3 separate regions of the Mus musculus genome follow, and all the other regions are linked to region 3. A link is a contact called in ENCODE POLR2A ChIA-PET data. All regions are on one chromosome and are shown on one strand. Each heading gives the region's core, a stretch centred on a gene start or an enhancer-like site at or near the end of the contact. The rest is flanking DNA. Distances are from core to core; before and after follow the strand shown.

What was found. ChIA-PET counts read pairs that join two places held with the same protein, here RNA polymerase II (POLR2A).
Region 1: POLR2A ChIA-PET joins it to region 3 with 17 read pairs in Patski. The contact joins the enhancer-like site here to the promoter of Tut1 in region 3. POLR2A ChIA-PET finds 5 or more read pairs at or near these places in 4 of 5 experiments (Patski and embryonic stem cell).
Region 2: POLR2A ChIA-PET joins it to region 3 with 11 read pairs in Patski. The contact joins the promoter of Taf6l here to the promoter of Tut1 in region 3. POLR2A ChIA-PET finds 5 or more read pairs at or near these places in 4 of 5 experiments (Patski and embryonic stem cell).

Annotation. Positions count from the first base shown.
Region 1 is chr19:9,081,143-9,085,242 of GRCm38, reverse strand. Scgb1a1 (secretoglobin, family 1A, member 1 (uteroglobin)) reads left to right here. Exons shown (of 3, transcript NM_011681.2): 2 at 1-55; 3 at 1,432-1,601. The coding sequence ends at 1,479. Among named protein-coding and RNA genes, the nearest start is that of Scgb1a1, 4.8 kb to the left of the region's middle. Within about 2 kb of position 2,598, at least 2 of the 3 ENCODE cell types and tissues checked have a DNase peak (open chromatin) inside an H3K27ac peak, as active enhancers do.
Region 2 is chr19:8,784,313-8,788,171 of GRCm38, reverse strand. Taf6l (TATA-box binding protein associated factor 6 like) reads left to right here and starts at 1,856. Exons shown (of 12, transcript NM_146092.2): 1 at 1,856-1,962; 2 at 2,994-3,050. The coding sequence starts at 3,043.
Region 3 is chr19:8,951,541-8,955,245 of GRCm38, reverse strand. Tut1 (terminal uridylyl transferase 1, U6 snRNA-specific) reads right to left here and starts at 1,414. Exons shown (of 9, transcript NM_197993.3): 1 at 1,225-1,414. The coding sequence starts at 1,306. Mta2 (metastasis-associated gene family, member 2) reads right to left here. Exons shown (of 18, transcript NM_011842.3): 18 at 2,946-3,705. The coding sequence ends at 3,591.

The DNA.
Region 1 (4,100 bases), core at 1,349-3,848, 130 kb before region 3:
GAGACTGGTGGATACCCTCCCACAAGAGACCAGGATAAACATCATGAAGCTCACGGTATGCAACATCTGTCACTCACATTGATTCTAAGTGATTTCCCAAGCACAGTGTCATACCATTTTGGGGGTTACAAAGGCAAATGAATATCTTGGCCATGTACCCTGCCTTTTTATTTGTTTCTTTTGGGTTTTTGTTTTTATTGTTTGGTGGTGGTGGTGGTATGTATGAGTGTTAGATGGGGATTCTGTGAGCTAGTCTCACTGTCCCCAAACTCCTGGGGTCAAGTGTTCTCCCCACCTCAGCCTCCTGAGTGGCTGGTACTACAAGCTTGAACCGTGCACACCCAACTCCACTGATTTTTTTTTCCATAATAATTTTGATATTTTATCTACTTTGTGTGAGTGTGTGTGTGTGTGTGTGTGTGTGTGTGTGTGTGTGAGACACATGTGGAGGTCAGAGGACAATCTTTAAGGAGTTGGATCTTTCCTTCCACCATGTGGGTCCTGTGGATCAAATTTAGGTAGTCTTTGAGAAAACCATCCAAGGCCTTCTTTTTCTTTTCTTTTCTTTTCTTTCTTTCTTTCTTTCTCTCTTTCTTTCTTTCTTTCTTTCTTTCTCTCTCTCTCTCTCTCTCTCTCTCTCTCTCTCTCTCTCTCTCTTCCTCTCTTTCTTTCTTTCTCTCTTTTATTAGATATTTTCTTTATTTACATTTCAAATGTTATCCTCTTTTCTAGTTTCCCCTCCAAAAATCCCCTATCCACTCCCCCCTGCTCCCCAACCCACCCACTCCCATTCCTGGTCCTGGCATTCCCCTATACTAGGGCATAGAGCCTTCACAGGACCAATGGCCTCTCCTCCCATTGACAACGGACTAGGCCATCCTCTGCTACAAATATAGCTAGAGCCACAAGTTCCACCATGTGTTTTCTTTGATTGGTGGTATAGTTCCAAGGAGCTCTGAGGGTACTGGTTTGTTCATATTGATGTTCCTTCTATGGGTCTTCAGTCCCCTTCAGCTCCCTGGGTATTTCTTTGGCTCCTTCACTGGGGACCTTGTGCTCTGTCCAATGGATGACTGTGAGCATCCACTTCTGTATTTGCCGAGCACTGGCAGAGCCTTGCAGGAGACAGCTATATCAGGCTCCTGTCAGCAGGCTCTTGTTGATATCTGCCTAGTGTCTGGGTTTGGCGGTTGTTTATGGGGTGGATCCCCAAGTGGGGCAGTCTCTGGATGGTCATTCCTTCAGGCTCTGCTCCTAACTTTGTCTTTGTAACTCCATCCATGAGTATTTTGTTCCCCATCCAAGGCCTTCTAACCCTCAATTCCTCTCAGAATTTACTGTGGCTTTTGTCTGATAAGTCTCTGCACCACTACTGCATCTACTTCTGAGGTTCACTCACTATTGGGGGTGTGGGGTGTTTCTTTATTCTAGGAGAAAATCCTAACAAGTCCTCTGTGTAAGCAAGATTTAAGATTCTGAAGCTCACTGGATTTCAGAGATATTCTACTGCTAAAGCCTTGTCACTGCCCTGTGTCTCCTCGGCTCCTCGGCTTCCCCACACCAACCCCTCCTTCCTCTTTGCAATAAACTGCGAGCATCTCACCTGCCTGTGTGCAATGGTCTTTTTCTGTACCTGCTGGAGCCAGAGCATTGGAGCTGGAGTGAGTGAAGGGAACCAGAAGTAAGGGAGGACAGCTGAGTCCTGCCCTGGTGCCACACAAGATCCCACAAGTCCTCCTTCCTCTACACTTCAGTTATTTGCCATCAGTAGACTGCAATGCCCTACCTAGTAATAGAATGTTAAGTCCCACCATCTATTCAACAGCCCTAGCCTAGCTTGTCTAAAAGACCTGTAATACCATCCCTCCCTCCCCATGTCTGGTCCTAAATGTTACTGGATTCTAACTCCATCCTCTGGGCTACACTATTCCAGCCAGGAGCCTGATAGGCATCCCTTAGCCCTTCTTTGTCCAATCAACCGAGACCTCTGGGGTCATTCACTCCTTCAATATCTCCTGGCCACACCATCATCCCTGGCTGCTGCAATCCCAGAGGCCCCTTTACAGGCTGCCAGCTGACTAACTGCTAAGCAATTCAATGACCATGCATCCACCACAGGGAGTTTGATCCCATGTAAAATCTTAGCAGTGTTCCCACACTCCAGTCTTAAAAGCATACGGACCATAAATGTTCAAGCTCAACACAAGACCCATGACAGCCCTTGTCTCCCCCTTCTCAATCCAGACATCCCCTCTCTTCGACCTTTAGTTCCTAAAAGTCAAGCCCCACCTTGGGACCTTTTTGTACTGGCCACACACAATATCCGCTGCCCAAAAAGATGTTGATTGGTTTAGAATTTGTCCTAACATCAGCGAGCCTCCACTGGAGCCGGGCCACACCATCCCAAAAGGTTGAAAAAAGAGTAGAGTTGGAGGCGTGTGCAGAAGAGCTGTATGTAGAAATAGAAAGGGAAGAGGCAGAGGGCACCGGAACAAGGAAGCTATGGAAGAGAACGCCAGCCAGCCAGGCAGCCAGTTCAGCGCCTAGAAGCAGCTACATGGGCGGTTACGGGCCACGCCTGCTCCTGCGTCGTGGCCACCAGGGGGCAGTGTAGTCCATGCTACCGCCCCCTGCGAGTTTGAGGACTAGACCCCGCACCAACCCTTTGACTTTTGGGCGGGGCAGATGGTGAGAGTCATTCTCTAGCATCGATTTTAAATCGTTTTATCTGGCCTCTAAAGCTTTATTTGGGCAGAGTTTGTTTGCTTGTTTGTTTGTTTATTTGTTTGTTTTTGTCAAAATTCTGAGGAAAAACCCACCGAAAGGCACACAAGTAGTCTAGCACGGCACACAAGTAGCACGGCTGAAGCCTTCCAGTGACCGGCCAGTCCTATTGGAATTAGGAGTAATTCCACTCCCACAAGACCTCAAAGGCCATCCTGACATATCTAGACTCTGAGATGGCCCTGAAGACAGAGAGGACCAAGAATTGGTCCACCTGCCTGGTTTTAAAGTCCCATAGCAGAAACTGCAACCTTACAAGCTTTGGCTTGGCAGACATTAGCATATCTCTTTTATTTCTCACACAACCCAGAGCGGAGGCCCAGCTCCTGCCCTACTGATGGTAGAACCTCCCACACAGGACTCTTCAGGGTCAGTAAACTAGGGATAATGATGAGAAAAGTCCACCATAAACACTCATTTGTGTACACAGCACTAAAGCCACCACACCCACTCCTTCATTGTCTGCCAGAGGAGGGGCTGGGATTGTAAAAATTCCAGGGCAGGTCAGGGGGACCAGTGATTCCAAAAGAGACTATTTGTGGCAGGCTGGGCCCTGGTGGCGGCCCACTCCTTCACTCCCAAGGCCCTAGATTCTTCTGCATCCAGGTCATTCTGTCTAAGGTGCATATGTGGCCTCCCTCGAACTACCCACCTAGGTGAGCATTATTTAAATGGACAAGGTCCAAGGTCATAAAAAGTTGCGAATTTTAACGACTTATTCACTGCTAAGAAAGTATTTACCTTGCACAAACACAATGCCGATGACTGGGAATAAAAGGAAATACAATTATATTGCAGTGAATCTCTGCCTTAGAGATATCTGCTTTGGCAATGTGCAAGAATGTGTATTAGCCCAGAGAAAGGTACATACCTTAGGTTCTTCAAATGCAGAGAGTACTAGGAAACGTAGCTATCAGGAAACTGTTCGCTGTGCAAACATGAAGCCCCATGAGCACCCATGAGAGCTGCTGGGCACGAGGTGAATCTACGCATGCGCGTGCGCGAGTGCATGGCCAAATGCAAAAATGAACTGACTACAACCATAGAAAAGGTGAATTATCTGTGCAGTGTAAATGAAATTGGAGAAAAATAGGAAGTGGCCATTGGGATTTTGGTTTTTTTTCCCTGACCTGCTAAGTTAATATCTTGATCCTGCTAGTAGGCCAAGGTCCTGCCCAGGCCAGCATAGTTGGATGTTGTTGATGATGTTGTTTTAAGGAACCACTTGCTAAAAGTGGTGTTTACATTTCAAAAATAAAGAAAGGCTGAGTGTAGTGATGCCTGCCTTTAACACTCAAAGGCAGACAGTCTGAGTT
Region 2 (3,859 bases), core at 607-3,106, 170 kb after region 3:
CTTAAAAAATTTAAATTACGTGGTGGTGCGCGCCTTTAATCCCAGCACTGGGAAGGCAGAGGCAGACGGATTTCTGAGTTCGAGGCCAGCCTGGTCTACAAAGTGAGTTCCAGGACAGCCAGGGCTACACAGAGAAACCCTGTCTCGAAAAAAAACAAAAACAAAATAATAATAAAATTAAAAATAATAAATTAAATAATTAAAATTATTCTTTAAGGGGTAGAGAGATGGCTCAGAGATTAAGAGCACTTACTGATCTTTCAAAAGATCAGGGTTTAATTCCCAGCACCCACATGGCAGCTCACAATTGTCTGTAGCTCCTGTTCAGGGAATTTGACACCCTCACACATACATACAGTCAAAACAGCAGTGTAGTGGCTATTCCTGGTTGTCAGCTTGACTATATCTGGAATGAACTACAATCCAGAATTGGAAGGCTCACCTGTGATCCCGATCTTGAGGCTGGGAGATACAAGTTTCTGACCTGGCTCTTGGCATGGAGATCTTGAGGCATAGTGGCTATGAATCCCAGGAGACTAAGGCAAGGAGATTTCTGAGTGCAAGGTCATCTGAGACAAATCAAGTCCCAGATCCAGACTTGCTGGCACACCTGGGCCACACCTTCTGCTGGAGACCTACAATCAGGACATTGGAAAAAGGAAAATTCTCTCTTCTTCTGCTTGCCTCGTGGGATTAAGCAACTGCTAGATTCTTGGACTTCCATTCACAGCTCCTGCTGACCGTTGTTGGAGAGTTGGACAACAGACTGTGTACATCATCAACAAATTCCCTTACTATATAGAGACTACCCATTCGTTCTGTGACTCCAGATAACCTTGCCTTATACAACCAGTGTGTTTAAAAATAAAAAATAAATAGAGGATATAGCTCAGTGGCAGAACATTTGTCTATCAAATGCAAAGCTGTAGGTTGGATCACCTAAACCACAGTAAATAAATTTTACTTTCTTAGGGTTTCCTATATCCAAGGTTAGCCTTAATCTTGATATTTAGTCAAGGATAATACTGAACTTCTTATCCTCCCACTTTCAGCCCCCAAGTGCTGGCTAGTTCATGTCCTGCAAGTACTAGACAAGCATGTTACCAAGTGAACGGTATCCAGCTTTATGCAGGACTGGTGAAGTGGTGAAGACAAGTAAAAGAGCTTGTTGCTTAAGCCCAACAACCTGAGTTCCACTGTTGGTGCCTACAGGAGCATCAACTCCTCAAAGTTGCCCTCTCCCCCCCCCCACCCCCCGTATTTTTTGTGGGATTAAAGGCATGCTCCACCACTACCTGGCCCTCAAAAGTTGTTCTCTTATTTGCAAGTACAAGCACACATACAGAATTAAACTTTTTTTTTAAAAAAGATTTATTTATTTATTATATATAAGTACACTGTAGCTGTCCTCAGACATTCCAGAAGAGAGAGTCAGATCTCATTACGGATGGTTATGAGCCGCCATTTGGTTGCTGGGATTTGAACTCTTGACCTTCAGAAGAGCAGTGGGGTGCTCTTGCCCACTGAGCCATCTCACCAGCTCAAATTTTTTTTTTAAGATCAGAAACTAGAAAGCGGTATGGTAGCACACACCTTTGATCCCAGCATCCTGGAAGCAAAGGAAGGCCTATTAGTTCAAGACCAGCTTGTTTTATGCGGTGAACTCTAATTCAGTGTAAGCCAGGGAACACACACCTGTTAGCTAACCCAAAGGAGCTGTTGCTTTAAGAAGCGCCACTCACGTGACCAACGTCGCCCTAGTGGCTTTACCCGCACATACACACTGGCCAATCTTGAGGTGGTATGCCTCTTTGGTGGGCGGAAAACTCAGTAGACGGCCACCGATTGGCTCCGCATATGGAGGGCGGAGCCTGGGCGCGGAGAGAGGGAATTACCGTGAGCCGGTGAGTGGAAGCAGCCGTCCCTCCCCAGCAGGCGCCCTCCCAACCCCGGAGTCTGCAGGTGAGCAGGTCCTGCCCCGATCCAGGGATCGCTTCCCGCGGTGCTCTGCTCACCAGCCACGGAGCCCGCAGGACCCCGCCCCCTTCACCGAGCACGTGACACAAGTTCTGTAATCCCTGATCTCCCCACTCGACCCTGCACCCTTTGGAGCTGGGAGGGAGGAAGGTGGGTGGGAGGATTCACAACGTAGAAGTCCTTGGAGATCGGTTCCCACGCCTCCTGGTCAGGAGGACTTGGAACTGAGGGTGGGCAGGACGAGACTAAAGAGTGGGAGACCTTGGTCACAGACCGAATTTTGTGAGCTATCAAGACAGGGCTACATAATAGAGAAACTCCCTTCTAGCTTTCCACTTGCGCAGCACTGCATGGTTCCATTTTACAGATGGGGAAACTGAAGCGTACTCATCCAGTGCTGAGTCTAGTGATGGGACTTCAAATCTTTGGGCTACAAAGCCAGGCCTAGTTCAAACACAAGCCTACAGCTCATGAATATATTATCTTGAGTCGAATTACAACAGTGTTTGAGACCCAGCAGTCTAATCACCCGGTGCTTAGTGTTTGGTCTTGGACAGTTCAGGTAATCTCTCTGAGCTAAGACTTCCTCAGCTTTGTGAAATGGACAAATGTGTACAATTATATATCTCATACAATATTACTAACTGGGGGGGCCATGGGCATTTATGTGTTTAGAAAATAGCTGTGCTGGAAAGATGGCTGAGCAGTTGGCTAGTCTCCTTGGAGGACCCAGATTCAATTCTCAGTACCCACATAGCAGGTCACACCTGTCTGTAACTCCAGTTCCAAGGGACCTGGCACCCTCACACAGACATATACATGCAGGCAAAACACCAATGCACATAAAAGTGAATAAATCAGAAGTATTGACCCATGTCCTTAATAACAGCACCGGGATGGGTTGGTGGGCAGAGGCAGAAAGATCTCTGTGAATTGGAGGTCAGCAGGGTCTAGAGAGTGAGTTCTAGGACTGAATAGACAACATTGTCTGGAACAGCTATCCTTTTTTTTTTCAGCAAGTGTTAATGAGGGTATAGTATGTGCTGACCCTGCTGGAGGCCTGGGATGCAAAGGTGAGCGTACTGACCTGGTCTATTGTGCAACTTACAGTTACTGGGGAGCTGCATGCTGATGCCCAGCATCCCTGTACAGAGTGGAGTTGATGGTAACGAGCTGTGTTGGGTACTTACAGACTGTTCGAAGCTAAGGTGTCACATGTGTTAGGAAAACTCTGGTGCTGAGCTGCAGCTCCAGACTTTTTCTTTCTTTCAGGACAGGGTTTGTCTGTGTAGCCCAGGCTGTCCTGGAACTCACCCTGTAGACCAGGCTGGCCTTGAACTCAGAGATCCACCTGCCTCTGCCTCCCAAGTGCTGGGATTAAAGGTACATGCTACCACTGCCGGGCTCCAGCCTTTTTTTTTTACATTTTATTTTGAGATAGTCTAAGTTGTTAGGGTAACCTTGAACTCACTTCCTAGTTGACAAGGACAGTTATACAACCCAGGAAGGCCTCCCTGACAGTCAAACAGGGATCTAAGGAGGTAGTAGGTGATGGGTCACTGAGTCAAAGAGATTTGGAGAGAACAAAGAAGGGACAGTGTCAAACAAGAAACAGAATGGCCTGAAATAAGGAAATAGAGGTGGCCGTGGGTGGAAGTCTAGATCACAAGAGAAGAAGATAAGGTTTTGCAGACAGATGCTGGAAAGGCACAGGCATAGCCTGCCCATCATGGGCCAGTATCTTTGTTTAGTACAAAAGCAACAGGAATCACTGGGAGGATGGCTACGTGGGCTACGTAGATTGCCCACTTGTTCTGGAGATAAAGAATGAGGAACCCAGCCGGGCATGGTGGCGCAGGCCTTTAATCCCAGCTCTTGGGAG
Region 3 (3,705 bases), core at 165-2,664:
ACTTGATATTCTTCCCTTTTCTACACAGTGCATTCTCTAAGGGGTCTAAGTGAGAAAGGGCTACAGTGTAGGTAGGTCTTAAACCAAACCAACAAGAAGCAGTAAGCAAAGAAACATCTGCACACTGGAGAAGAATTAAGTAACTTGTCCAAGGCCATATGTACAAGAACTAAATAAATTAGAGCCCTGAATAATTCTCAGGAATAAAAAGTAGGTATTCCATAGCCAGGCAGTGGTGGCGCACGCCTTTAATCCCAGCACTTGGGAGGCAGAGGCAGATGGATTTCTGAGTTCAAGGCCAGCCTGGTCTGTAGAATAAGTTCCAGGACAGCCAGGGCTATACAGAGAAACCCTGTCTCAAAAAACCAAAAACAAAAAAACAAAAACAAAAACAAAAAGGTGGGTAATGCAGACATAACATTTTCTCAGACATATGATGGAAATGATAGTGTCTAACATATAGGCATCATTCATGTACAGCTCCAGCCTTCTGGGATGTGGGCTTGGATGTGTAAGTGTAGAAAATTAGCTATTATTTAATTATCAGTCAGCTGCTTGGTGCCATGGAAGCATGTTATGTGAACAAAGAAGGCTCCTAAGTTGCTGGCTTGCCCTAATGAGCAGAGTGCTGGGGGGGGGGGGGGGGTGTCATTCACAAAGAAAATACTAGAAGGCCCTGTTTAGGGGAGATCACAATTGCGGACATAAAAAGTAGGATCTGATGTGTCATTGAGTCGTTCACAATGTCACAGAATGATCTAGTCCACCTTCCCTACACCTTTTCCTCACTGGCACCTTCGGCCCTCATTCAGATCACGCTATTTCACTCATCCTCGCCTCTAGAGAAAGCCTCCATTGGGGAGTCTCCGACTGAATTACTGCCTTCTCTGTGAACATACCCGTGGTGTACTGAAACTACCTCAGGCCAAACAATGAGTTCCTAAATCGCCTTCCCTACTCCAGAGACCAGCAGAAGTACCAGAAACAGAAGGGATGGACAGCGGGTGATGATTTTAAAGGGAATAATGAAACTTTCACTATGGAGATTTTCCATAGCAGGAACCACAGGTCAGATTTTTCCCCACTCTCCAGTGCCCTAGGATATGATGAGTGAAAATAGGTGGATGACCCTATTTTCAAAAACAAAAACACCAAAAACACATAACCTAGATAACCCTAACTTTCACTAGCACCCACCCTCCTCCCTCACTAGCCACCGCTTACGGTTGGCTGTAGTAACATCGCAGAGGCAGCAGCGAAAGCGGCCACGCGGCAGCGATACAACGTCCGAATCCACCGCCGCCATAGCCACTCTCCGGTACGGAACGCCTACAGCCTATTTCGCCGGAAACACACCGGAACACACAACTAAAAATTGTAACGTGCGTGCGGGGAAGCCACTTCCGTCAATGTAGTAGGAAGTGACGTCGTGTCCTTTGCTGCCATATTCCTCCAGAAACCTCGTTCGTAGGATTGAGAGTTCCAGCTCTAAAACACTTTCGGGAAAGGCCGCCCTTCGACGATGCTTATTGGCCTACAGTTAACTAGTTGGAGAGCTTCGTTCTACTCCAGCGTTGATTGGCCCGAAGAATCGTGAATATTCATTAAGCAGCCACAAAGGCGTGCTTGCTTCTTGACAGCAGAAGTCCTTCTTTGCCAAGTGGTGGCGGGCGATCTATGCCTTTATTTCACCACACAACTGCCCCCTCAATCTCTTATTTTACCCTGCGAATAGACGCAGAGGGTGGGTGTTTCCAATCGCTTGCCTTGTGGAGCTCAGGGACTCCCGCATCCTCAGGTCAGTTCCTTTCTCTGCAGCCTGATCCTTCTACAAGTGTTCTCAGAGCTGTCCATCCCTGTCTCTCCCACCCCCATCAGCTGGATTCAATGAGCGCAATGCCAGATGGCTGATAGCTTAGTCTGCCAGTTTCTTCCACAGATGTAGTCTGAATGAAGTATATTAACGAGGCCCGTTTCAAGGCAGTACAATGAAGAACTGACTACAGTGGTAAGAGATAAGGACATTCATTCAAGAATGTGGAACGGGAAGTGTAGCAGATCCCCAACCAGAATTAGTCGTGTGGTTTCAGAAGCAGAGGAGAGTATGAAAGCTGGTCGATCATAGGGCCCGTGATGAAATGGAAGGGCTACCAGGTGAGAGCTCAGCAGCTTGTGCTGTGATTATCAGCCGCACAGTAGACCTTAGGCAGAACACCAACCAGTCTGCGACCTTGACTGAGTCACCTATAAGGCCCTGTGTCCCTCCTTATTGGGCCCTCCTCAGGCATCTAATCCTTATGCCAACCCAAAAGAGCAGACCAAACCAAAAAAGAGAATACTGCAGTACGCTTAAAAGCAGGGGCAGTTGCTAAGGTTGATTGTTAATCCTGAGGCAGCAGTCTGTATACATACACCACTGAGCTTGAATTGCAGTCTTGCTTCCCCGTTGCTGAGATTAAAGGTAGGGATGTGCCAACACAAGCAGCATTTGTTGGAGTACATCTTTGCCTGTTAGCTAACATTTCCTAGAATGCCTAAATGAAAGTTAAGGCTGAGGATGTAGGTAGCTCAATAGTAGAGCACTTGCCTAGCATTCTCTGGGCCCTGGGACCAATTCCCTGGCATCCAAAGGACAAGTAGGTAACAGGCAGACATCCTCACACCCTTCTGTGGAGACGGAGAGCCCTTAGAGCTCGGAACAAATCTAGACCAAGATAATGCTTGCACTTCAGCCCCAATGGGAGAAGCTCGAGTCCCACAAGAAGGCTAGCTGGCACAGACTTCCTCCCAGTCCGGCTGCATGTCTCAGAAAGCTGCTCCTAGACCAAGCACCATCTGTACCTCCTTCATTGTCCTTTGTCCTCTATTTTCCCTCTCAAAAACACCCCCAAAACAAAAATGCAGCGCACGCGCGCGCACACACACACAGAATAGCTGAGCCTGGAGGAGCTGAAGAAAACAGCTTTTTATTTGTCACTGTAAGAACCAATTACAGAATCTGAGGTTAAAAAACAGACAAAAGATCTTTATTTCTGAGAATTGGCATATAAAAGGCAGAGGGAGAAAGGGGAGGGAAGAAAGAGTGAGCATGGGCTGGGGTTGACGCCATCTTAGGGCTCTCAAATTCCAATTAGGAAAGTCCGGACACCGGACAGTAAGAGTAACCCCCCATTAGAAAATAAGGAAAAATGAGACATGGCAGTGTACTTCCCTTCCCCTGCCAGGGACTAACACCTGATATGTTTACTCTTCCCCTCCTCCATCCCTTTTACAAAGGGAGGTTCATTTTTAAAAAATTAAAAAACCCTCCCCCCCAACTGTCCAAACCACCTGTGGGTCCCAGGCCCCAAATAGGGTAGGTACACACACAGGCAAGTTCCTATAGGCTGTGAAGCCCAAAAAGGGACGTTACTGGCAGTTACAGGCAGTAACTAACACCAGAGGGTGTCCAACCCCTGCAAGGACACACACACACCAGGGTCAACCCTCCCTCACTCCTTACTCCCTTTGATACCAAAAGGAATGAAGATTTGTATGTCCTGGGCACCCACCCCTCTACCTCTCATCCCACCTCCCTTCCCCTAAGATGCTCAATCCTCCAGGACAATGGGCTCATTGGTGCTGGCAGGATGTGAAGAAGCGGGCAGAGGAACTGGGGGCCGCACTGTCATCAGCGTTGGTTTCACCTTCAGGGGTAGGTTGGGC